3 separate regions of the Homo sapiens genome follow, and regions 1 and 2 are each linked to region 3. A link is a loop called in an ENCODE intact Hi-C map of the cell type or tissue named here. Cell type or tissue: mammary epithelial cell. All regions are shown on one strand. Each heading gives the region's core, and the rest is flanking DNA. Links, peaks and the distances in the headings are about the cores only.

Region 1 (7,774 bases), core at 1,363-6,362, 670 kb after region 3:
GGCATGATGGCTGACGCCTGTAATCCCAGCACTTTGGTGGGAGGCCAAGGCGGGCAGATCACTTGAGGTCAGGAGTTCGAGACCAGCCTGGCCAGCATGGTGAAACCCCGTCTCTACTGAAAATACAAAACTTAGCCAGGCATGATGGCGGGCGCCTGTAATCCCAGCTACCTGGGAGGCTGAGGCAGGAGAATCGCTTGAACCTGGGAGGCAGAGGTTGCTGTGAGCAAGGATTGTGCCACTGCACTCCAGCCTGGGTGACAGAGTGAGACTCCATCTCAAAAAAAAAAAAAAAAAAAAAGGCCACTGGTGGCATGTGACAACTGCGGTTTCTTCTGTAGTGGGCAGATTCCCATTGAGTAGATGGTGGGATAGTACAGTCAACACGCGTTGATGACTCTCGAGATGTTTGATGGTGAAAGGAAAAACAGGAGATGGTAGCTTTGCAGATAAGCAGGGGCAAGGGAAGGGGGGTGGTTTTCCTTTCCTTAGTTTAGGAGCTTGTTTGGAGTGGGAGGAAGAGAAGAAGAGACAAGGAGAATATTTGGTGCGGGGGAAGAGAGTCACACATGCTGAAGGGGTTAGCCAGCCAGGGAAGGAGCAGGGGTGCTCTCAGAGACAGGACAGCTGGGAAAGGCTGAGGGAGTGATTGTGGAAATTAAATCCAGCACCTCATGGAAAGCAGCTGACGGGTTGTCATATAGTAGGAGCTCAGTAACTGTTTGGTCGGTTGGTCCTGCCTTCTGTCTGATTCCCTTCCTTGTCCTGAGCTCAAACTCATTTCTCCAGCTGCTTGCTGGACATGTCACCTGAGCCACCTCAGTTAAAAATCTTATCTCTAAAATGTTTCTGAGTTCCTCCCCCATTTTCCTCCATCTTTCTGTCGTCATTATCTCTTGCCTGCATTATTAGAATTACTTCCTAACTGGACTCCCCCCTTACTGGTCTCTCACTTGCTGGTGCACACTTGGCACTGCTACTCAGGAGATCTTTCTAACCCACAGCCATCTGATCATGTTACTCCCCTGCCTCAGCCTACGGGTGTCTCAATGCCTGGTGCAGAAGGTGTGTCGCTGCTGTCCGTCTGTTGTGCTGCTTCCACCTCTCATGTAGTCTCCCGACACTCCATGTCACCCATGCTGCTCCTCAACACACTGAGCTGCTTCCTGGTCCCTGAACTTGCCATGATCTGCCACGCCACGCTTTGTTCCTCTGGCTAGGATGTCCTTCCTCCTTCTGCAGGCCCAGCACTTGTTGACCTAGCTTGGCATCAGCCCTTTGCAGAACTGTCCTCGGCTTCCCCAGGCAGTGCTTTATGTTCTCTTCACACAGTCCTAGAGTGCAGCACTTGAGCTGTATTGCAATTAATTAATTTCCTGTCTGCCTCCCCCACTGGGCTGTGAGCTCACTAGGGGCACCTGTAGTCCTAGTACCCAGCATGAGGCTTGGCATAAAACCTGGGAGAGCCTCGGTGGCTGTTGTTGAATGAAGTAGCGAATGCTCTGCTTGATGGAGAGGTCTGTGGCACTGTCATGTTTTAACTTGGTGTGTGCCCAGGTTTTCTCTCAGGTAGAGAGGACCCCTGTTCCTCTGCAGTGCTGGGGTCGGGGGGTGGTGGCCTTTGTTAGGTGGGGTTCCTGGCTGGCTGGTTGGCAGGCTGGTTGGTCAGGACTCCCTCTCCTGCTGATGTCTGGGCTCTTGTCACCAGATGGGACTGAGTATGGGCTGAGTGAAGCTGACATGGAGGCCTCCTACGCCACAGTGAAGAGCATGGCGGAACAGATAGAGGCCGATGTCATCCTTCTGCGGGAACGGCAAGAAGCTGGGGGCCGCGTGCGTGATTACCTGGTCCGGAAACGAGTAGGAGACAATGACTTCCTGGAGGTCAGGTGAGGAGGCCGCGGGACATTTTGGGGTCCCCATTCTTCACAGAGGTTGGTGACTGAGCCTGTGGCACTTGGCGTGTCAGCTCCATCCTTTCCCCTCCTGAGGCGGGGAAAGAGTGTCCAGGTGTCTGGAGACGTGGGCTCCTTGCTCTAATTCTGCACTTCCCTGTCACTTTGGGAAGAGCACGAGAGAGGCCAGCCGTGCATTCTGTGGCCATTCTCTGTGGGTGTGTTTCTTTTCCCTTCAGCCTGTGAGCCTGGAAACCAGGGTCATGGAGAAGAGCCTTTTGTGCCTCTGGTAGCCTTGCGGCTCTTCCTGGCAGCACCCAGAAGCTAGTGGGAGTTAAGGGAGATAGCCGCTGTGGGAGTCTGGGCCCTTCTGATGACTCTACAGCAGCAGCTCTAGGAACCTTCCCACTGTGCTCCTCCGGCTCAAGGAGGAGCTGTGAGCCGGAGGGGATCGGGGCAAGCCTGGACTTGCGGATCCAATTACTGGGGTTATGATGGTCGCTCCACCTCACTCATTCACTAACTCTCACATAGATGTATGGGTTCATCTACACGCAGGGTAGCAGTGGTGGGCAACGTGGATGCTGGCAAAAGCACGCTTCTGGGGGTCCTGACACATGGGGAGCTGGACAATGGCCGAGGCTTTGCCCGCCAGAAACTCTTCCGCCACAAACATGAAATTGAATCTGGTCGCACCAGCAGTGTGGGCAACGACATTCTGGGCTTTGACAGTGAAGGCAATGTAGTGAACAAGCCTGACAGCCACGGCGGCAGCCTGGAGTGGACCAAGATCTGTGAGAAGTCCACGAAAGTCATTACCTTCATCGACTTGGCTGGTCATGAGAAGTACCTGAAAACCACTGTCTTCGGCATGACAGGCCATCTGCCTGACTTCTGCATGCTCATGGTGAGTGGGAGGCGCCCCAAGGAGGGGAGGCGTCAGCAGGGCTGCTTGGGTCTGGTTATGTGCAAGTCTGAAACTGTTCTGAGACTGAGGCCTGTTGGTTTGGGGCTTTGACATCGGGTGAGGCTGGCGAGTTTTGCAGGGGTGCCCAGTCCTCTGAGTAATGGTCTTCTCAAGGCTTGAACCTTGATCTCTCCCTTACATTAGACTAGGGAAGGTATCCTCTTGGTAAAAACCAGGTACCCTTGAAGACCTGTCTTATTTTTTGCAGAGGCATAGAGGAGGGTTTCTCCTGGGCCTTACTTGTTACCTTCAGAAATGTTTTCTGCAGAGGATTGGGCTACTTTGAGGAGGTGACACCAGGTAGGTAGTACCTTCAGAGGGGCAGGCCTGGGGAAGAAACGGAGAAGACAGCCATAGGAGGCACAGGCCACAGTCGAGAGGCCCTGAGAGGTGGCCTCCTGGAGCCTGGGAGGAGGATCGGCCAGTGCACAGCCCTTGTTGAGAGGCTCCTGTGTGTCTGGTACTATGTGAGGTCTGATGATACAGCAATGAACAGGGCTGTCCAGAGGCTCCCAAAAAGCTTAGGGTCGAGCGTGATTAAATTTTTAAGCAGCTATTCCTGCTCGGAACATTAAAAACAACCAAAAAGTGTTTAAGCAGCTCATCTAATAGATTAACTGAGAAAGAAAGGGAGCAGAGGGCTCTGTGTTGGATCTCATTGCTAAGCTTGCCTTTGTGACCCACTGATCTTCCTCCCTGGACAGACAGTGGGAGTGCTGAGGGGAGCGGCAAGGCCTGTAACCTTGTGCACATCTCCACAGCTTTCACAGCAGGAGTAAGGAAGAGGGAGGGCGGGAAGGGACAGAGTCAGAGACACACATGCCTCGAGTGTTCCCTCGGCAAGGCCTTCCCAAAACCCTTCCCCATTTCTCGATTCCTTCAGCTGCCTGTATTAATAAATGTAGTAAACATAAGCATCTGTTCATAGCAAACTTGATCAAGTTGCTGCACAAACACAGGTTCTCAAGCAAATTCTCCCTAAACTGGAGAGCAGTAAAGAGAGGCAGAGCCGTGTGAACACTCGTAGGCTCTCTGCCTGAGGCTTTTGGGACCTCAGCATGCCTTCATTTCCCATTTCCTTCAATGTTGCAAAGGGCCATGACCAGCTTCTTGACTGGGCTGAGGAAAGCTGCTTGCCAGGAAGGGATCTTAGTGGAAGATCCAGAGGGCGTATTTAGGGGAGTTGTTGGGTTGATATTAAGAAGGGTATAGAAACTGGTTGAGAATAAGCATTTTTCCAGCTGAGCTACAGTGAGTAAGACCAATTAATGGAAATATCTTCACCCTGGACAAAATGTTACATATATATTATCTGACTTTTTGGTTGTGATCCAAATGTTAACCTTTCTGTAGAAAACAATGAAATATTTCATTATAGTCCCATGGCATTTGACTTCTAGGAAAAAATATTTAAAATATATAGAAAACAGCCGTAGAGCACTCTCTTCTCCAGGTTGGGAAGAGCAAAAGCAAGTCTGCATTGGGTTGGAAAGGTGGCCGAAGGGCACAGGAAGACGTCGGGAAGACTGTGGAAGTGTCCTGGTGGAGGGAGAGGGAAGTGCCAGCTGGGGTGACTCATCTAGGAGCCATGGAAACTCAGTGGGCGTCTCCGTGACACACTGGAATGGATAGGGCACTGTGTAAACACATCATGGCAGCTTTTCTTTCAAATTTTCTTCTGGTTTAGTATGGTACAAAATTGTGAAAAGTTTCCTCCCAGAGGCAACCAGTGTTTCCAGTTTCCTGTGTACCTGCCAGAGATATTTTGTACTCAGATCAGCAAATGTGTATATGTTCTCTCCCTCCAATTTTAAACATTCAGAAAAGGTGAAAGAATAGTATAACCAATACCATAAATCCACCACTTAGATTTAGCAATCATTAACATTTTGCCATATTTATGTGTCTATATGGTGGGTACATATGTGTATATATGTTTTTTATTTATTTTAATTTTTTTTTTGAGATGGAGTCTTGCTCTTTCGCCCAGACTGGAGTGCAGTTGTGCAATCTCAGTTCACTTCAGCCTCCGCCTCTTGGGTTCAAATGATTCTCCTGTCTCAGCTTCCCGAGTAGCTGGGATTACAGGCACGTGCCACCACACCCAGCTAATTTTTAGTATTTTTAGTAGAGACGAGGTTTCACTATGTTGGCTAGGCTGGTCTGGAACTCCTGACCTCCAGCAATCTGCCCACCTTGGCCTCCCAAAGTGCTGAGATTATAGGCGTGAGCCACCGTACCCAGCCTGATTTAATATTTTTTAAAGAGACAAAGCCTCACTCTGTTACCCAGGCTAGAGTGCGGTGGTGCGACTGTAGTTCACTATAACCTCAAACTCCTGGGCTCAAGGGATCCTCCCATCTCAGCCTCCCAAGTACCTAGGACCACAGGCGTGCACAACCATGCCTGGCTAATACTAATTTTTTTAGAGACGAGATCTTGCTATGTTGCCAAGGCTGGTCTCAAAACTCTTGGCTTGAAGTAATCATCCCACCTTGGTGCCTCCCAAGGTGCTGGGATTACAGGTGTGAGCCACCGTGCCCAGCCAAGTATATATGTTTAGTTTGGTTTTTTTTTTTTGTGGCTGAATCACTTAAAAATAGTGGACATGTCTTCATCCCAGACAAAGTCACAATGTAGACATTGTGACTTTTCACTGCTAAACACTTCAGCATACAGCTCCTAAAAGTGAGGCCTGTCTCCTACTGTTTTTACAATCAAGAAAATGAAGAATAGTTACCTAATATCCTCAAATATTTAGTCTGTATTTATATTATTTCAGATGTTTCCCAAATATCTTTCAGCTGCTTTTTTTAAGCCATGAATCAGTCACCAGTTATCCCCCACTGCCTTTTATTTTCTTTCTTTCTTTTTTTTTTTTTTTTTGAGACGGAGTCTCGCTCTGTCGCCCAGGCTGGAGTGCAGTGGCGCGATCTCAGCTCACTGCAAGCTCTGCCTCCCGGGTTCATGCCATTCTTCTGCCTCAGCCTCCCAAGTAGCTGGGACTACAGGCGCCCGCCACGATGCCCAGCTAATTTTTTGTATTTTTAGTAGAGACAGGGTTTCACCATGTTAGCCAGGATGGTCTCGAGCTCCTGACCTCATGATCTGCCCGCCTCGGCCTCCCAAAGTGCTGGGATTACAGGTGTGAGCCACCGCGCCTGGCCTTTATTTTCTTTGAGATGGAGTCTCACTCTTGCCCAGGCTGGAGTGCAATGGCGCAATCTTGGCTCACTGCAACCTCCGCCTCCTTGGTTCAAGCGATTCTCCTGCCTCAGCCTCCTGAGTAGCTGGGATTACAGGCAACTGCCACCACATGCAGCTAATTTTTTTTTTTTTTGTATTTTTAGTAGAGAAGGGGTTTTCACCATGTTGGCCAAGCTGGTCTCGAATTCCTGACCTCAGGTGATTCACCCACCTTGGCCTCCCAAAGTGCTGGGATTATGGGCATGAGCCACCATGCATAGCTGAACACTCACCTCTTTTTATGATAGCATTCTATATGCAACTTACTTTTTTTTTCCCCTTAAAAGCATATTTTGGAGATTAGTCCATATCAGTAGATAAAAATTTCTTCTTTTGTACAGCACATTTCATACACGTGCCCTGATTTATGTAACCAGTCCTTACGGTGATATTTGGAAACATTTATTGTTACTGGAAGGATAGTAATAGTAATAACAGGTGCAATTGCTTAAACACCTAGTTCCTGCTAGTTGTGTGCTGGACACTTCATGTGTGTTGTGACATTTAAACATCAAGTGACCCTCTGAAGTGGATATTGTTATCTCCCCATTTTACAGATGGGGAAACTGAGGGCCAGTGATGTTAAGTTGAATCCACTTTTTGTTGTTGTTGTTTATGAGACACAGTCTCGCTCTGTCACCCAGGCTAGAGTGCAGTAGCTCGATCATGGCTCACTGCAGCCACAACCTCCCAGGCTCAAGTGATCCTCCCACCTCAGCCTCCCAAGTAGCTGAGACTACAGCGTATCCTGCCACACCCAGTCAATTTTTCTTTTTTTTGTAGGGTGGGGGAAACAGAGTTTCGCTCTTGTTGCCCAGGCTGGAGTGCAATGGCACGATCTCGGCTCACCACAACCTCCACCTCCCAGATTCAAGCGATTTTCCTGCCTCAGCCTCCTGAGTAGCTGGGATTACAGGCATGTGCCACCACGCCTGGCTAATTTTGTATTTTAGTAGAGACAGGGTTTCTCCATGTTGTTCAGGCTGGTCGCGAACTCCCGACCTCAGGTGATCCGCCTGCCTTGACCTCGCAAAGTGCTGGGGTTACAGGAGTGAGCCACCGTGCCCAGCCTTAATTTTTGTATTTTTTTGTAGAGACGGAGGTCTTACCAGGTTGTCCTGCCTGGTCTCAAACTCCTGGCCTCAAGTGATCTGCCTTCCTTGGCCTCCCAAAGTGCTGGGGTTACAGGCATGAGCCACTGCTCCTGACTTGGATTCATTTTGATGGCTCAGGACAGTTGTTTCCCTGACTGGGTTTATCTTTTTTATTGTTTGCAAGTCTCCTCCGATTTTGACGCCCCACATCATCGAGTCAGGGGTTAACGTGATTTTTGCCCAGCCCAGCTTTCATCCACATCTGCTTTTGAGCCCCTGTGTCCACCCAGCAGCAATCTCTTTCTCTCTCGTCCTGACACTTCCTTTCTGTGTTGGGGCAGGTGGGCAGCAATGCTGGCATCGTGGGGATGACCAAAGAACACCTGGGCTTGGCACTGGCACTCAATGTACCTGTCTTTGTGGTAGTCACCAAGATTGACATGTGTCCTGCCAACATCCTGCAAGGTAAGTGAAGCCTCCAGCTAGCAGCAGCCCCTCTGATTGGGGCTGTCACCTGCTGTGCCTTCAGGTGGTCTGCTACCACGGCTTTAGCCCAGAAACTTCTTTTCTTT
Region 2 (7,774 bases), core at 1,363-6,362, 180 kb after region 3:
CGAGTAGCTGGGATTATAGGCACCCGTCACCACGCCCGGTTAATTTTTTGTATTTTTAGTAGTGATGGGGTTTCACCATGTTGGCCAGGCTGGTCTTGAACTCCTGACCTCAGGTGATCTACCCGCGTTGGCCTCCCAAAGTGCTAGGATTACAGGCGTGAACCACTGTGCCCAGCCACGGGGTCACTTTCACTAAGCCCAGAATGAAATGGGTGTGGACAATTTACACAGCACGGGCTTTGTATCTGTGGACTTGAGCCGACCTCTTGGGGCTCTGACCCTCTCGCTCCCTGCCTCAGCAGTGGTCACTGTCCCTTTGTGGCCCATCCCTTCATGGTACCACTCTGCAGCCTGGACATGAACGTGACTGCTGCCAATGGCTCACTCCGGGGCTGGCAGCGGGGCCAACTGCAAGGGTGTCCACTGCTGGGCTCAGACTTCAGGGGGGTTGTGAGCACCAGACACCCAGGAAGGTCATGGCTGTGCGGCCACTCTGGCTGCCCCCTTCCCTGAGCCAAGGCACCAGCCTGCGCCAACACTCCTCCCACACACCCCGGGGAGCACCCGCTGCTTACTCAAAGTCCCCATCCCGGTACTTGCCGAAGGCCTGGAGGACCACAGTGCTGACCGCCATGAGTGGCTTCACCACACAGAACTGCAGGGTGGCCTGTTGGGGGGAAAAGGAGGTTGAGTGTGGAGGAGGAGCACAGAAGGCATGAAGCAAGCCCTGCCTCTGGCAGACGGAACTGTACCGGATGGAGGGACAGAGAGGATGAAGGAGACGGAGAGGACGGAGGGATGGAGGGACGGAGGGGATGGAGGGACGAAGGGATGGAGGGGATGGAAGGATAGAGGAGATGGAGGAGATGGGGGGTGGCTACGTGTCCTGCTCCCAGGGGACTGCTGTCTGCGCGGGGCGGGGGGCAGAACATATAGGAGATGCAGCCAGCGCAATGCCGTATGTGATATGAGCATGTGGAGGAAGGGAGGGAGGAAGGGAGGAATGGTGTGGCAGGGCACGATGGAGGCGGGAGACAGGAGATGCACACAAGGAAGCTTCTCGAGCCAGGACCATCAGGTGGGTGCCGGAGATGAGAGGCTCGACAGGCAGAGGGGGCAGCTTGCACCAAGGCCCCGAGGCAGAGGGTGGACAGGTGCAAGGGGCTGCGCACTAGAGAGGTGGCTGAGGAGATGGGCAGGGCCAGGTCCTGGAGACCTTGGTGCCCGGGGCAAGGCTAGGGCCCTGCTCAAGGAACCAGCCACCGGGAAGCCGGCGCAGGTGAGGGCCTCCTCCCATCCTCCATGTCCACCCCCGATCTGGTTCCTAGCCCTACTCTCTGGGCCTGGGTCCAGGGTTTCTGGTCAGCAGAGGTCACTCTGGGGATGGAGGTGACCTGCAGGAGCCCAGAGCACGTGGACTCCAGAGTCTCAAAATCTGAGTTTGAACTCTGGGGACAGCTTGGGCAGACACTTGGCCTCTGAGCACAGACTCCCTGATGAAAAGGATGTAGTCACTCCCCACACCACAGGGCCACTGCTGCGGGGATGGCACAGCCAGGAAGCGCAGCATCTTCTCGGGAGTCTCCCGCCTCTGTACATGCACTAACGGCGCCTGCTAGCTGGCTGAGCCACGGAAAGAGTTCCTCAGCCAGGTTTTCCCGATTCCCTACGGGCGGACCCATGGTGCCCATAACATCACTAGTATCACCATTATCTAGAAAGCAAATAAATCTAAGCCCTAAGACCCCTTCTGAGGAGCTGGGGGAGGTTAAATCCAATCCAAAAGGCTCAACTAGTGTAGCTGCAAAGAGGACGAGGAGCCTGGAGTGGGAACCGTGATCCGTGAAACCTGCAGCTTCTGCCCCAACTGGGGATCTGAGTGGGTCTTGCAGGGGAGCCCCAGGCAGCCCACACCATGGGGCTGCCATACGGAGAGGCCCGCGTGATGGGGCAGACGTGCAGTCCCACTCTCAGAAAGCCCCACAGAACGTCCCTGGCCCTGTCATCCCGCCTAGAGAAGTGGGACTGGCACCTTCTGGGGAAAAGGGAAGAACGGCAGTTTGCATGAGTTCCAGTTATGAGCCTAGCAACAGGCTGGTGTTTCCCTGGGTCAGCTCACCTGGTACTCATGACAGCCCCCTGACGTGGGTGCTGTCATTATCCCCATGGTACAGGTGAGGAAACTGAGGCAGAGAGAAGCTGAAGCAGCAGCAGCAGCAGCAGCAGAGCCCAGGCCAGCAGGCCCCAGAATCATCACCTGACCATACCCTGGACCAGTCAGCAGTTCCCAGGCTGGGCTGGACATCAGAACCCCCAGGGAGCTTTAGACATGTGCCAGGTTCCAGGGCTCCATTCCAGAACTTCTCCTATGGGCTAGGGTAGTGGGTGGTTGATCTGGGAATCTCTACTTTAAGTAGGGAATCTCTCCAGAAGGTCTGGATATTGAGCACTGGCCCTGAGGAGTCAAAGGCCTGTCTCTGTGCCTCTAGGACAAAGCTGTGGGGTGTGCTCTCTCGCCCTGGTAAAGAAAGGAAGAGGCCTCTTTTGTTCTCTTTCTTCTTATATCTCTCCCTGCCACCGCCAGGAACAAGAACAGAACATCTGAGCCCACAGGGCTGGGGAATAATTTCTAACAAGGCCACACTAGCTAACAATCATGAAATCAAAATTTTGTAGACAATATAATCATCAAACAAGGCAGTGAGTCACAGCTGGCCGGAACCTGGGTGGCTGCACCAACTGGTAAACAATGGCTCTCAATGCCCCACCCTGAACCCAGGATAGTTTTAACTCTTTCCCTGCAGGTCCAGTGGTGAGATTCTGAATTTAGGAACATGCTAGGGAAGGAAGGTCTGGAAGCAGAACTGGAGACTTGGCATGTTCAGGTGGAGGCTTTGTGGGTGTGCCCGCCCTGTGGCCTGGGCCCTGCACAGAAGGGAGCAGCAGGCCCCGCCCTCCAGGGCCATCGTGACTTGGCTGTGGGTTTCATGTACTTTCGTGACTACTCTTGGCGAAGCTGGAGGGGCTGACATGACAGAGCCCCTACGGAGCCCCAGAGGAGACTAACGCAAGGTCATGAAGAGTGGGCGTGATCCCCTCAGACTCTGCCTCCCTGAACAGGAGGCCGTGGGCTCCACCACGCCGGGCTGAAAGCTCTACATCCATGACCTCATCTGATCCTCACAACCATCTCTAGAGAGGAGTATCATTACACTCATTTTACAGTGGAGGAAACTAAAGCTCAGAGAGGGTAAGCCAATTATCCAAGGTCACAGAGTCAGAGGAAAAGCTGGAAATCAGGCTCAGATGGTCAGACACCCAGGCCCACACACTGAGCGACCCCACCACACTGCCCCCACCCAGGCTACTCTAGACCACAGGGAGGTCAGCCCAGGAAGCTAGAGCAGCTGGATTGCCAAGGCTACTCTAGACCACAGGGAGGTCAGCCCAGGAAGCTAGAGTGGCTGGATTGCCAAGGCTACTCTAGACCACAGGGAGGCCAGCCCAGGAAGCTAGAGCGGCTGGATTGCCAAGGCTACTCTAGACCACAGGGAGGTCAGCCCAGGAAGCTAGAGCGGCTGGATTGCCAAGGCTACTCTAGACCACAGGGAGGTCAGCCCAGGAAGCTAGAGCGGCTGGATTGCCAAGGCTACTCTAGACCACAGGGAGGTCAGCCCAGGAAGCTAGAGCGGCTGGATTGCCAAGGCTACTCTAGACCACAGGGAGGCCAGCCCAGGAAGCTAGAGCGGCTGGATTGCCAAGGCTACTCTAGACCACAGGGAGGTCAGCCCAGGAAGCTAGAGCGGCTGGATTGCCAAGGCTACTCTAGACCACAGGGAGGCCAGCCCAGGAAGCTAGAGCGGCTGGATTGCCAAGGCTACTCTAGACCACAGGGAGGTCAGCCCAGGAAGCTAGAGCGGCTGGATTGCCAAGGCTACTCTAGACCACAGGGAGGCCAGCCCAGGAAGCTAGAGCGGCTGGACTGCCAAGGCTACTCTAGACCACAGGGAAGTCAGCCCAGGAAGCTAGAGCGGCTGGATTGCCAACCAGGAAATGCAGGGAGAGACGAAGAGACGGCAGAGGCCTGTTCTGGCGTGTGTCTTTAATGCCAAAACCCTCCTGCCCCCTAGCTGCAGCTGATGAGAAGTTTTCAAATGGAGGTTCTAGAATCCCCACGCACTTCTTCTGATTTTCACACACACTGAGACTTGGTCACACGAGCAAGAGTCTGGGATCAGCTCTTGCCCACAGTGCAACAGACACTCCCAGGATGTCGGTCGCTGCCCCTCCAAGCACACCCTGCTAATGTGGTATCTGCCTAACAGCTTCGGGGGGTGGGTGCTGGGGGCCTGGGGTGCCTCATAGGAAAGGGGACCTCTAAGGTGGGGCCCAGGGCAGCCCACGGCAGGGCCTCCCAGACCCCGCCCTGCTCCTCCTGAGCTAGGCAGCTGCTGGGGGCACACACCTGTTTGCAGAACCTCAGAAATCCGATGGAATAAGTCTTTCCCCAGAGGCAGCAGGTGCCATACATACAGCTGGACCTGGAAGAGACAAGCATAGCAGGCAGTGGCAGTGAGTGAAGAGCCAGGACTTGGGAACAGTGGGGTGGGGAAGGCCGCCCTCCCACCCATCCAGACGAGCTGGGGCACACATTCTGGGCAGACTTTGAACCCGAGGCCAAGCACAGGGAGAGGCATGGCAGGGCATCCGCACATGCCATAGGCGGAGGGACACAGGGCTGCACTGGCCCTGGGGTGACAAACCAACTTGGAGAGCTCTGAATGTAAAAACTGCAGGAGGCAGAAACAGACAGGAAAGCACTAAGACTGAGACAGGAAGAGACAGAGAGAGAAAGACTGAGCCGCAGAGGCCCTCCTAAAACGCCCAGAAGAATGGCGTTGCTCAGGAAATGTGGTGAGGCACAGCAGGTCAAGGTCACGGGCAGACATGGTCTGTGTCCAGCTGGTGCCAGGACGGCTCGAGGTACACCAGGCCCAGGAAACGGGGTGGTTTAGGGCTCTGGGAAGACTCCATACTCACTCAATGGGTTTTCCTCTGATCTCCGACATGATGGAACTTTCTCCTCCTAGGTACTCATAGCACAGGCTCAGGAAATTATAGATGACCAAGGCTGCGAAGAGAGTGTCCAGGAGAAACCAGTCAAATCAGCAGAATGGGTCCGCAGATGCTGGGATTCTAAACAGCAATGGAGGTGAAAGAGCCACAGCTGTGTGTGGCAACAGGGAGGAGGCTGGGGGACATAAGGTTGTGCAAAAGGAGCCCGTCAAGAACACAGACATCTGACCTCCCACTCCTAAGTTCAAAACCCGGCACACCTAAATTATCTTATCCCGGGATGCACCCCTGCACTGGCGTAATACTATGAAGGGACTGTCGTGAGTTCAGGGTTATGTGGGGAGGCCAGAGGAGGCTGAGGTAAGGGTGGGTACTCAGGAGGTTTGGGAGGGCTGGCAGTGTCGACCCTGGGGCGAAACAGTATTGCCTTTATTAGTTTTTCCGGGCGCAGTGGCATGCGCCTGTGGTCCCAGCTACTGCTGCGGCAGGAGGACGTCTTGAGTCTGGGAGTTCTGGGCTGTAGTGTGCTACACTGATCTGGTGTCTGCACCAAGTCTGGCAGCAGTACGGTGACCTCCTGGGAGTGGGGGATCACCAGGTTGCCGAAGGAGGGGTGAACCAGCCCAGGTTGGAAACAGAGCAAGTCAAACTCCAGAGTGGGATCGCACCTCTGAACAGCCACTGCACTCCAGCCTGGGCAACATAGCGAGACCTCATCTCTAATGTATTTATAAATAAATATTTGTCTTACATACTTGTGTGTTACAGGTCACAATTTTATAAGATAACAACAAAACAGTCTCTGTGAAAATCTTGGGAGAAATTCCAAGCAGGAGTGAGAGGGAAGAACCTTCATCCAGTCAACAACCTGTAGCGGTATCCGGAATACGCACAGCACTATGAGCTACAACAAAGCACACGGCAGCACACAGAACACAGTAAAAACCTTGGGAAGCTTGGGCTGCTCATTCTAAATTGGGACTCGGCTCAACATCTCCACAAAGACCCAAAATTTGCCACCGGGAGTGATGGCACAGCAAGTCTGCTGTAAATGTTGATGCTATAAATACAGCAACACGCTGTAACGGGTCTCCTGGTCAGGTGGTTCCTTCTGGGTCAGCAAAATGAAGGCTGCTGCCTGCAGGGTGCTAGAGGCAAATGGACATGCCAGGATGGAGGAGAGTGTGGAGAAGGCGGGGGAAGGGGTGCAGCAGACGGTACCCAAAATGAAAGAACGCAAGAGGAAGAGCCAGGGTGAGGACATGGGAATGAGGATGGGCATCCAGTAAAGGCACAAGGCCAAGGGGAGGGGCAGAACAGGGTCAGAACAGGTCGAGGGAGCCACGGTGGCCCTCCAGCCAGAGGGCTTCTTCTCATCTGACCCCGCCAGCCCCTGCAGTACAGAGTCCTTTTAGGCTCCCTGGTGCCGCCCAGCTTGGCACTTGATCTTTCAATGGGTGACCTGGTCCCTGCCCAAGCTCCCGCCACTCCCGAGCAGCACTAATGCTGCACTTCTCCCCAGAGCAGGTTCTCTTATCCTTCGGTGCTTCTGCACTCCCAGATCCCAGAGGTTCTAGCACCCTTCCCGCTGTACTCTCAGGATCCATCAACCCCAGCTGGGATGGCACCCAGTGTGACAAGTCCCCGGTGACCATCGTGGAGGTGAGTGCCCTCCTACCCACGGAACCTGATTTGCAGACACTTCCCACCCTGTGTCACAATGACTGGTCTCCCCCTCTCGCCTTCCTCAGGACACAGGTGCCACTCATGGCACACACGGGGCACACCACAACAGTTTCACTGACTGAACTGGAGCGTGGAAAGCCCTGGTGATGTTTTTTAGGCAAAGCTGGCCTTCAGCGATTTGGAAAGGAACACATTTGCGGCATTTTATGCTACTCACGGTTGCCCTAATCCATTAAGGGCTCCCATCTCCAGGTGGCATCCCCATGTATATGTCCCCCAGCACTGACCACGCCTTGTTGTGACTGTCCCTTCACCCTTCACACACATACAGCAGAGGTATGCGATGTGTGTGAGCCTCTTTGGGTTCAGTTTCCTCATCTATCAAAGGGGATCACAGGAGCACCAACTTGGCAGGTGGCTGTGAGGCGTGAGCATGAAAGTGTTCAGAAGTGTGTCCGGGGCTCACTGCGCTGGGTGTTGGCTGTCACGACCATTACCGTCTATCTGCTGCCTGCAGGGCCAGGAGCCCCTAGACAGGGCTGAGGGCTGTGTGTACTGCCTGCCTGTGCTGGAGGCAGCTCAGGATGTCTCAGGACAGACAAGTCTCCACCAATCTCCAGATGACTCTTCACCAGCAAGAACTATGGGGCAAAGGGAAAGGGGTGGGCATTAAGCCAAACCTGATGTCAGCCTGCCAGTAACCTCTGTTCAAAACCTCACAAGGCCAAGCACAATGACCGTGTCCATTCTAAGCCGGGTCCAGCTATATCATGATGGTTGTATTTTTTTTTGTTGTTTTTGTTTTTTGTTTTTGCTTTTTTTGAGACAGAGTCTCGCTCTATCCCCTAGGCTGGAGTGCAGTGGCACGATCTTGGCTCACTGCAACCTCCACCTCTAGGGTTCAAGTGGTTCTCCTGTCTCAGCCTCTGGAGTAACTGGGATTACAGGCGCACACCACCACACCCAGCTAATTTTGTATTTGTAGTACAGACAGGGTTTTACCATGTTGGCC
Region 3 (7,293 bases), core at 2,294-7,293:
GAGGGCTTGGGGAGTGACTATGAATGGGTTAAGTTTTCTTTTGGTATGATGAAAATGTTCTGGAATTAGATAGCAGTGATGGTTGTATATAACCTTGAGAATATACAAAAAACCACTGAATCGTACACTTTAAAATGATGAATTTTTATGGTATGTAAATTGTATCTCAAGAAAAAAGTAATTGCATTTATAAACATCACAGCTGACAACATATAATTTTAAAAAATCTTCCATTTACAATAATAACAAAAATTACATCTAACGAAATATTTATGGTGATAAACCTAAAATGCTATTGAGGTACAGGCACACTGAAAAATGGCTTGGCAGTTTCTTTCTTTCTTTTTTTTTTTTTGAGATGTAGTCTCACTCTATCGCCCAGGCTGGAGTGCAGTGGCATGATCCCAGGTCCAAGTGATTCTCGTGCCTCAGCCTCCTGAGTAGCTGGGATTGCAGGTGCGTGCCACCATGCCCAACTAATTTTTTTTTTAAGACAGGGTCTTGCTCTGTTGCCCAGGCTGGAGTGCAATGGTGCGATCTTGGCTCACTGCAACCTCCGCCTCCCAGGTCCAAGCAATTTTCCTGTCTCAGCCTCCCAAGTAGCTGGGATTACAGGCATGCGCCACCACGTCCAGCTAATTTTTTGTATTTTAATAGAGATGGGGTTTCATCATGTTGTCCTGGCTGGTCTCGAACTCCTGAGCTCAGGCAATCCGCCCTCCTCAGCCTTCCAAAGTGCTAGGATTACAGGCGGGAGCCACTGCACCCCGCCCAGCTAATTTTTGTATTTTAAGTAGGGACAGAGTGTCACCATGTTGGCCAGGCTGGTCTCAAACTCCTGACCTCAAGCGATCTGCCTGCCTTGGCCTCCTAAAGTGCTGGGATTACAGGGGTGAGCCACCACGCCTGGTCAGTTCTGTATCTTAATTGTGATGGTGGCTACTTGAATCTACTCATGATGAAATTGCATAGAACCACACACACACACACAGAGGCACTTGTACACACATACACATGCACACACAGGCATACACACGTGTGCACACACACCTACCCGAATGCATGCAGAACTAGCGAACTCTGAATAAAGTTCTGTGGTCAAGTACTCTAGCTATATAAGACGTTACCTTTGGGGGAAGTTGGGAAAAGGGTACCTGGGACCCTTCTGTACTATTTTTGCAACTTCATGTGAGTCTAAAATTATTTGAAAATAAAAACATAGACAAAAAATGTTATTGGAAGACATTAAAGAAGATCCTCAATATTTGCTTCACCATAAGGAAAGCTGAGATGGAGGAAGGGGTGCAGCATGGGCAGGGTTGTGGCTGAAAATGGAGCGGCGGTGAGGGATCACTGGGCAACTTGGTGTTAGGTACAAAAAGCGTCATTACCCTCTTCTCTCTAATTTTGTACTTTAAAAAATTCCCTTAATAAGAAATAAAAGATGTAAGTGAATGCAAAGAGACAGCTATTAAGTTGCATAGAGAGATTCAGTATAAACATGTTCATTCTCCCCAAATTAATGTCAGTTCAACTCAGTCCTGATCAAAACCTGACAGGCTTTCTGATGGAGCTAATCAAGCTGATTCCAAAAATCAGTGAGAAAGAGCAAAGCAGTAAGAATAGCTGAGACACTCCTACAGAACGAGGTGGGACACCTGCCCTACCCACTATCAAGGCCAGGCGTACAGCTACGGTCTTTAGGCCAGTCTGGGATTTATCACTGCAGAGGCGGCCACCGAGACCCATGGGACAAAGAGCCCGGCACAGACCAACGCACACAGGGATACTGAAGGTCGGGGCGTGGCAGGCGAGGAGAAAGGAAGGACCAGGCGCATTCACATCAGTTTCACCTGCTGTCTGTCCTCATCCCTCTCCTCTAGGCTGGCCTTGCTCTTCGCGTCCCAAGACCCCATTCCACACTGAGGTCACTGAGGCTCAGAGGGGGCCAGTGACACCCAAGGTCTTCTGGCTCTGGTCCCCGGCTCTTTCCAAAGTGTGGTCCCACCAGCCTTCCCCGCCTGTGTCTGAATCATGGGCCTCCAACCCACTAAGGTCCCAAAGATTCAGAACCTCTGAGGGAGGGGTGGGGATGGGGTGTTGCAGCATCTACAAGAGAAATAGCTTCCCACTTGAGTTTGAGAACCCTGACCAAGGGAGAGGGAGGAGAGAGAGAGGGCGAGCGCAATGAGCCAGCCACTGTGCTGCCAGGGTGGGGAACAATCAGGCTCTGTCCCTCTCCTCCCCATCCCCCTGGGCTCCCACCAGCTTTCATCACTGACCTAACCCGGGGGCAGGGCACATGGGGGGTGGGGGTGGAGGGGAGGGCAGAGGTCAGCCCATTACACGCCCAGCCGAGCCAGGAATAGAACCACTTTGGGGGTGGCTGGGGGGACTTGGGGCCCCACGGAAGCCCACCTCCCACCTTTGGCTGGAGGCAGCTGACTGGAGGAGGCAGTGGAGAAGAGAGGAGATAGCTGCCCTGTACCCCAAGGGTGGTGAGAGCCAGGGATCCATCAAAGCTAAGAACAGGCTTCCAGAAGGATGCGGATGCCCCTGAGCCACACTAACCCCCTCCCTCGCCTCCACTGCTGCCACCCTAGTGGGAGACACTTTCCTGTCCCAAGAGGAAGGTGACCCTCGTGACCCGCTGTCCTCAGGGCTGGCCCACCCCGCCAGGCCTCCCTTCTGCTGCCCCAACCCAGCTTCCCAGTGGTTCGGCCCCTGGGTCCTGTCCCCACCTTGCTTCAGACTCAGGGGGTGGTGTTCCCATCCCCACCAATGGGCCCCCCTGTCTCCCTCAGCCTGTCTATGGTAGCCAGGGGCCTCCAGGCAAACACAAGTCTGACTGCCCTTTCCCTTCCCGGCTAGAGTCTTCTGTGGCTCCTCAGTGCCAGGCAGATCAAGTCTGGGGTTCTGATGCCAGCACTTGAGGCCTCTGCTATCTCTGGCCACTGCCTGGTATCTGGCCTCCTACTTTTGATGACACAGTTATTCATTCATTTAACAGACAGGTGTTGAGTGTCACCCCATGCTAGCCAGTGTGCTAGGTGCTGGGGACAGAGATGTGACCTGGATGGGCCAGGTTTCTGCCCACAGGGACCTGGCTGTCTGTAGAAAACAGACTAGAGACTGGTTAGCAAGCAAGCGCAGGCCCCATCACCAGCCACTCTGCAGGCATCTGTGACAAGAGGGGGATAAGAACGCAGGACTGGCCCCTGCTGGCTGCACCACCTCTTCTCAGGCCGCTTGAGGGTGACAGTGCACACCTGCCGCAGAAACGCCCTGCTGCTTCCTCCTGGGTGTCCCTGAGCACTTCCTCAGAGAGACCCTCTCAGAGCGGCACGTCTAAAGAACCCCCTGGGCCAGGCATAGTGGCTCATGCCTGTAATCCCAGCACTTTGGGAGGTCGAGGTGGGTGGATCATCTGAGGTCAGGAGTTCGAGACCAGCCTGACCAACATGGTGAAACCCCATCTCTACAAAAAACACAAAAATTAGCCAGTTGTGGTGGCGCTTGCCTGTAATCCCAGCTACTTGGGAGGCTGAGGCAGGAGAATCACTTGAACTCAGGAGGTGGAGGTTGCAGTGAGCCAAGATCGCGCCACTGCACCCATCACCTTTCCCACCCCTCCATTTTATAAAATCTCTGGTGTCTGCCACCAGCTGGAAGCAGTCAACTCTTTGCTTACCAGTTGATTGCCTGCTCCTCCCACTCACGAGGGCTCTATCAAGGCAGGGCCTTGCTTGTCTCGTTCCCTGGTGTGTGGCCTGGACGTAGTAGGTGCTCAAGAAAAATGTACTGAATGAATGAGTGCGTGAATGAGTGAGCATGTGGGATCACCACACTGCTGTGAGGCTCATGTGAGGAAGGGAATGGAAGCTGCTCGGTTCTGGGCCTGTGCACAGAAGGCACCCAGCCTTAGCTGCCCGGGTCACTGTCGTCTGCTTGACCTGAAAGCCCACACTCTAAATGTCTATGTTGACGACGAACTGAGCTGAATTCCAGCAACCCACTCCGGCTTCTGGACCTTTAAGTAAGGAGGATTGCAGGCCTCGGCTGGGGGACAGCGGTGGCTGCAGAGCGGACAGCCAGGCACAACGCGGGCATGCACAAGACCAGCTCACCCGTCCACAAAGTATACAGACCCCTGAGCTCCACGGCAGCCCTGAGTCAGCAGGTGGCGACAGTGGCAGGTGCGGAAAGCTGGGGGCTCTGTGGCGGGCCGCGTGCTCCAGGAGCTGTCTTTCCTAATGGCCACCGGGTGGCAGCACTTCCCCAGGAATGTGGGCAGCAGAGCCAGCCCTTGTGGATTGAATCTCAGACGGAGCCACAGGGATGGAAGCTTGGAGGGGACCCAGACCCAGGGTCACACAACTTTCAGTGGCAGGGCCAGGCCAGGACAGAGGTCACTTGCCTTGGCGCCTGGACGGACTCAGGAGTAGCCTCAGGGGAGGAGGAGATGCGAGCTGAAGAGGGAGGGTGTGAGCCGCCGCCCTAGCTCAGCCTCCTGGGAGTAGGTGGGTGTCCTCACCCTGATTTCAACCCCTAGAATCCTACCCATCCTGAGGAAGGGGCTCTACCCAGCCCTCCCCTCTGAGGCCCTTGCCAGTCGCTGCCCCCAACTGTCTCCCTCGCCAGACTGCGATTCCCAGGGGCCTGGGACTGTGCCTTGTCCCCTCCACCACCCGCCACGGGAAGCCTTTGCACCTTTCCCTCTTTCCCTTTGCCTGCCTCAGCCTGGGCACCACCAGCACCTCCTCCAGGAAGCCTTCGCTGGCCTTTGGTTGGGCAGGAGCCCCTCCTCCGGGCCCACGCAACACCCTGGATTATCTGGGATGGTGAGGCCCTGGGGACACGGATTGCTGGTGCCTCGCACAGGCCCACCTCAGTGTGCACAGACACTGCATGTTCTCACCTCTGGCACAGTGGTCCTCAAACCGCAGCAGGCATTGGCATCACCCACAGAGCGTTGCGAAAATGCAGCCCCCAAGATCTCCCCTTCCCCAGAGATTCCAATCCAACAGGTCTAAGCTGGAGCCCAGGGATCTGCATTTAAGACACTTCCCAGCCAAGTCTGATGCAGAGGCCTGAGCATCTTAGGGTTCATGAAATGCACCATCGGCCCCGACCTCTGCAGGGGTTCAGCAAAATAGCTATAAACAGAAGGACGATAAAAACCTCTGACATCTGTGCTCTGTGAATCACTCGCAAAACACTTTCACACCTGGTTCTCCTTTTTTGTCTTCCCCTTTTAATTAATTAATTTATTTATTTATCTATTTTTTTGAGACGGAGTCTCACTCTGTTGCCCAGGCTGGAGTGCAGTGGTGCAATCTCGGCTCACTCCAACCTCTGCCTCCCGCATTCAAGCAATTTTCATGCCTCAGCCTCCCAAGTAGCTTGGACTATAGGCGTGTGCCACCACGCCCGGCTAATTTTTTGTATTTTTAGTAGAGACGGGGTTTCGCCATGTTGGCCAGGTTGGTCTTGAACTCCTGACCTCAGGTTATCCACCTGCCTCGGCCTCCCAAAGTGCTGGGATTACAGGCGAGAGCCACTGCGCCCAGCCTGTCTTCCTCTTTTTAACCACTGTCTTGGGAGGATCATCATCCTCACTCCACAGACACCAAGGCTCAGAGACAAAGGGTGACATGTCCAAGGTCCTCCAGCTAAAAGAGTGGAGCTGGGATTTGAGCTGGAGCCACCCTGGGCTAGGGGAGCTCCAATCTCTGTTACAGCTGTTGGGTTTGAAGGATGCTGTTTTTCCAAAACCAAAATTCAGGACCTAGACACGGCCTGGTGATTCCAGCCCTGTGGAGGAAACTCAGGCCACTGCCACTGTCCCTGTTGAGGCCCTCCTCATCTCTTCCCTGAGACACCCAACCCTCTTGACCCCCTCTGCTCATGCAAGTCCTCTCCTCCTGGATCCAGAGAAAGTTTCATCTCATACTAAAGCCGCAGCGATTTCTGCAAGCACCAGATTTGCAGCCAGGTATTGCGCTGGACATCGTGGCCAATTCAGAGAAGGGCAAAACAGAGCACCTGGCCCCGAACCAGGGGCTTCCTGTCCAGCTGGAAAAACAAGAAGTGCTTACTTGGGTGATAGAATAAGGTACTTGAACTTTCTTTTCCCTCAAATAGATTCCTGGTCCCAACCAGACCCCCTCAATTGACTGGGACATGTTCCTCTGCTGTGTGGGCTGATTCCAGTGACCCCCTCTGCTAAAAAAGCTAAGCAGGTTGTGACATTTTCACACCAACAGTATTACAAAGCAATCTGATTTCCTTTTTCTTGTCTGTCACAATGACACCTGTTGATGGATTCTAAGTATACTATGGAAGATGGGGGTGCCAGAGATTAGAAAGTAAGTTGAGAAAAAGGCCAGGTGCAGTGGCTCACAACTGTAATCCTAGCACTTTGGGAGGCTGAGGTGGGTGGATCATCTGAGGTCAGGAGTTCGAGACCAGCTTGATCAACATGGTGAAACCCCGTCTCTACTAAAAATACAAAAAATTAGCCGGGCATGGTGGTGGGCGCCTGTAATCCCAGCTACTCAGGAGGCTGGGGCAGGAGAATCGCCTGAACCCGGGAGGCAGAAGTTGCAGTGAGCTGAGATCGCACCACTTAACTCCAGCCTGGGCGACAAGAGGGAGACTCCATCTCAAAGAAAAAAAAAAAGAAAGAAAGAAAAGAAAAGAAAAGAAAAAAATTGCAAAAATTAGCCAGGCGTAGCTATGAGCTGTAAGCCCCAAATTTAAAGGGGATAAAAACCTTGCCAGACAAAATACAAGCATGTAATAAATTAATCACTGCAGAATTGGCTCAGGAAAACCATGAAGAGATTTCACAAGGCAAATACACAGCAAATTGCTGAACAAATGATTCAAATAGCAACTGCTCAGGAGCTCAGCTCAGAAAAGGGAGCAAGATATATGAGCTGAGATTGTCTGCTAAGGCTGCCGGGAAGAGGTGAATTAGAGCGGAGCCTGCAGGCAAGGGATGAACAAGGCAGAAAACAGGGGCATCTTCCCCAACCTGAGAAGAAGGGCCAGAGTGGGTAGGGGGTTTTGAGGTCAGAGTGACAGCTGTGCCATGCAAATTGTTTACAAAGCACTCACACCTGTTTCTCCTTTTAATCTTTTGTTTCTGAGATGGAGTCTGGCTCTGTCACCCAGGCTGGCATGCAATGGCGCGATCTCGGTTCACTGCAATCTCCGCCACCCGGGTCCAAGCGATTCTCCTGCCTCAGTCTCCTGAGTAGCTGGGATTACAGGTGCATACCACCATGC

Evidence for each region. A loop is a pair of places that touch in the nucleus more often than their neighbours do. Peaks named below come from ENCODE experiments on the same cell type or tissue, not always from the same donor. Only the 100,000 strongest peaks of a DNase experiment are listed, where the experiment ranks them.
Region 1: it touches region 3 in a loop (21-fold over the local background); 8 of 110 quality-filtered maps call a loop at or near these places.
Region 2: it touches region 3 in a loop (15-fold over the local background); 13 of 110 quality-filtered maps call a loop at or near these places.

What each region holds. Positions count from the first base shown.
Region 1 is chr22:38,714,199-38,721,972 of GRCh38, forward strand. It overlaps GTPBP1 (GTP binding protein 1), which reads left to right. Exons shown (of 12, transcript NM_004286.5): 3 at 1,709-1,889; 4 at 2,454-2,802; 5 at 7,544-7,667. Among named protein-coding and RNA genes, the nearest start is that of GTPBP1, 12 kb to the left of the region's middle. In mammary epithelial cell, for the core only: a CTCF peak has its summit at 4,410; a DNase peak (open chromatin) is centred at 4,443; H3K27ac peaks cover 359 bases.
Region 2 is chr22:38,226,204-38,233,977 of GRCh38, forward strand. It overlaps TMEM184B (transmembrane protein 184B), which reads right to left. Exons shown (of 9, transcript NM_012264.5): 4 at 5,041-5,131; 5 at 4,466-4,541; 6 at 576-667. It overlaps TMEM184B-AS1 (TMEM184B antisense RNA 1), which reads left to right and starts at 5,117. Exons shown (of 2, transcript NR_186700.1): 1 at 5,117-5,212; 2 at 5,845-6,045. It also overlaps the pseudogene RN7SL704P. RefSeq lists an enhancer at 2,781-3,511. In mammary epithelial cell, for the core only: a CTCF peak has its summit at 4,126; a DNase peak (open chromatin) is centred at 2,768; H3K27ac peaks cover 2,314 bases.
Region 3 is chr22:38,048,232-38,055,524 of GRCh38, forward strand. No RefSeq gene overlaps it. Among named protein-coding and RNA genes, the nearest start is that of PICK1, 5.5 kb to the right of the region's middle. RefSeq lists enhancers at 2,204-2,704, 2,705-3,205, 4,301-4,350. In mammary epithelial cell, for the core only: a CTCF peak has its summit at 4,264 (motif pointing right); no DNase peak of the experiment used is centred there.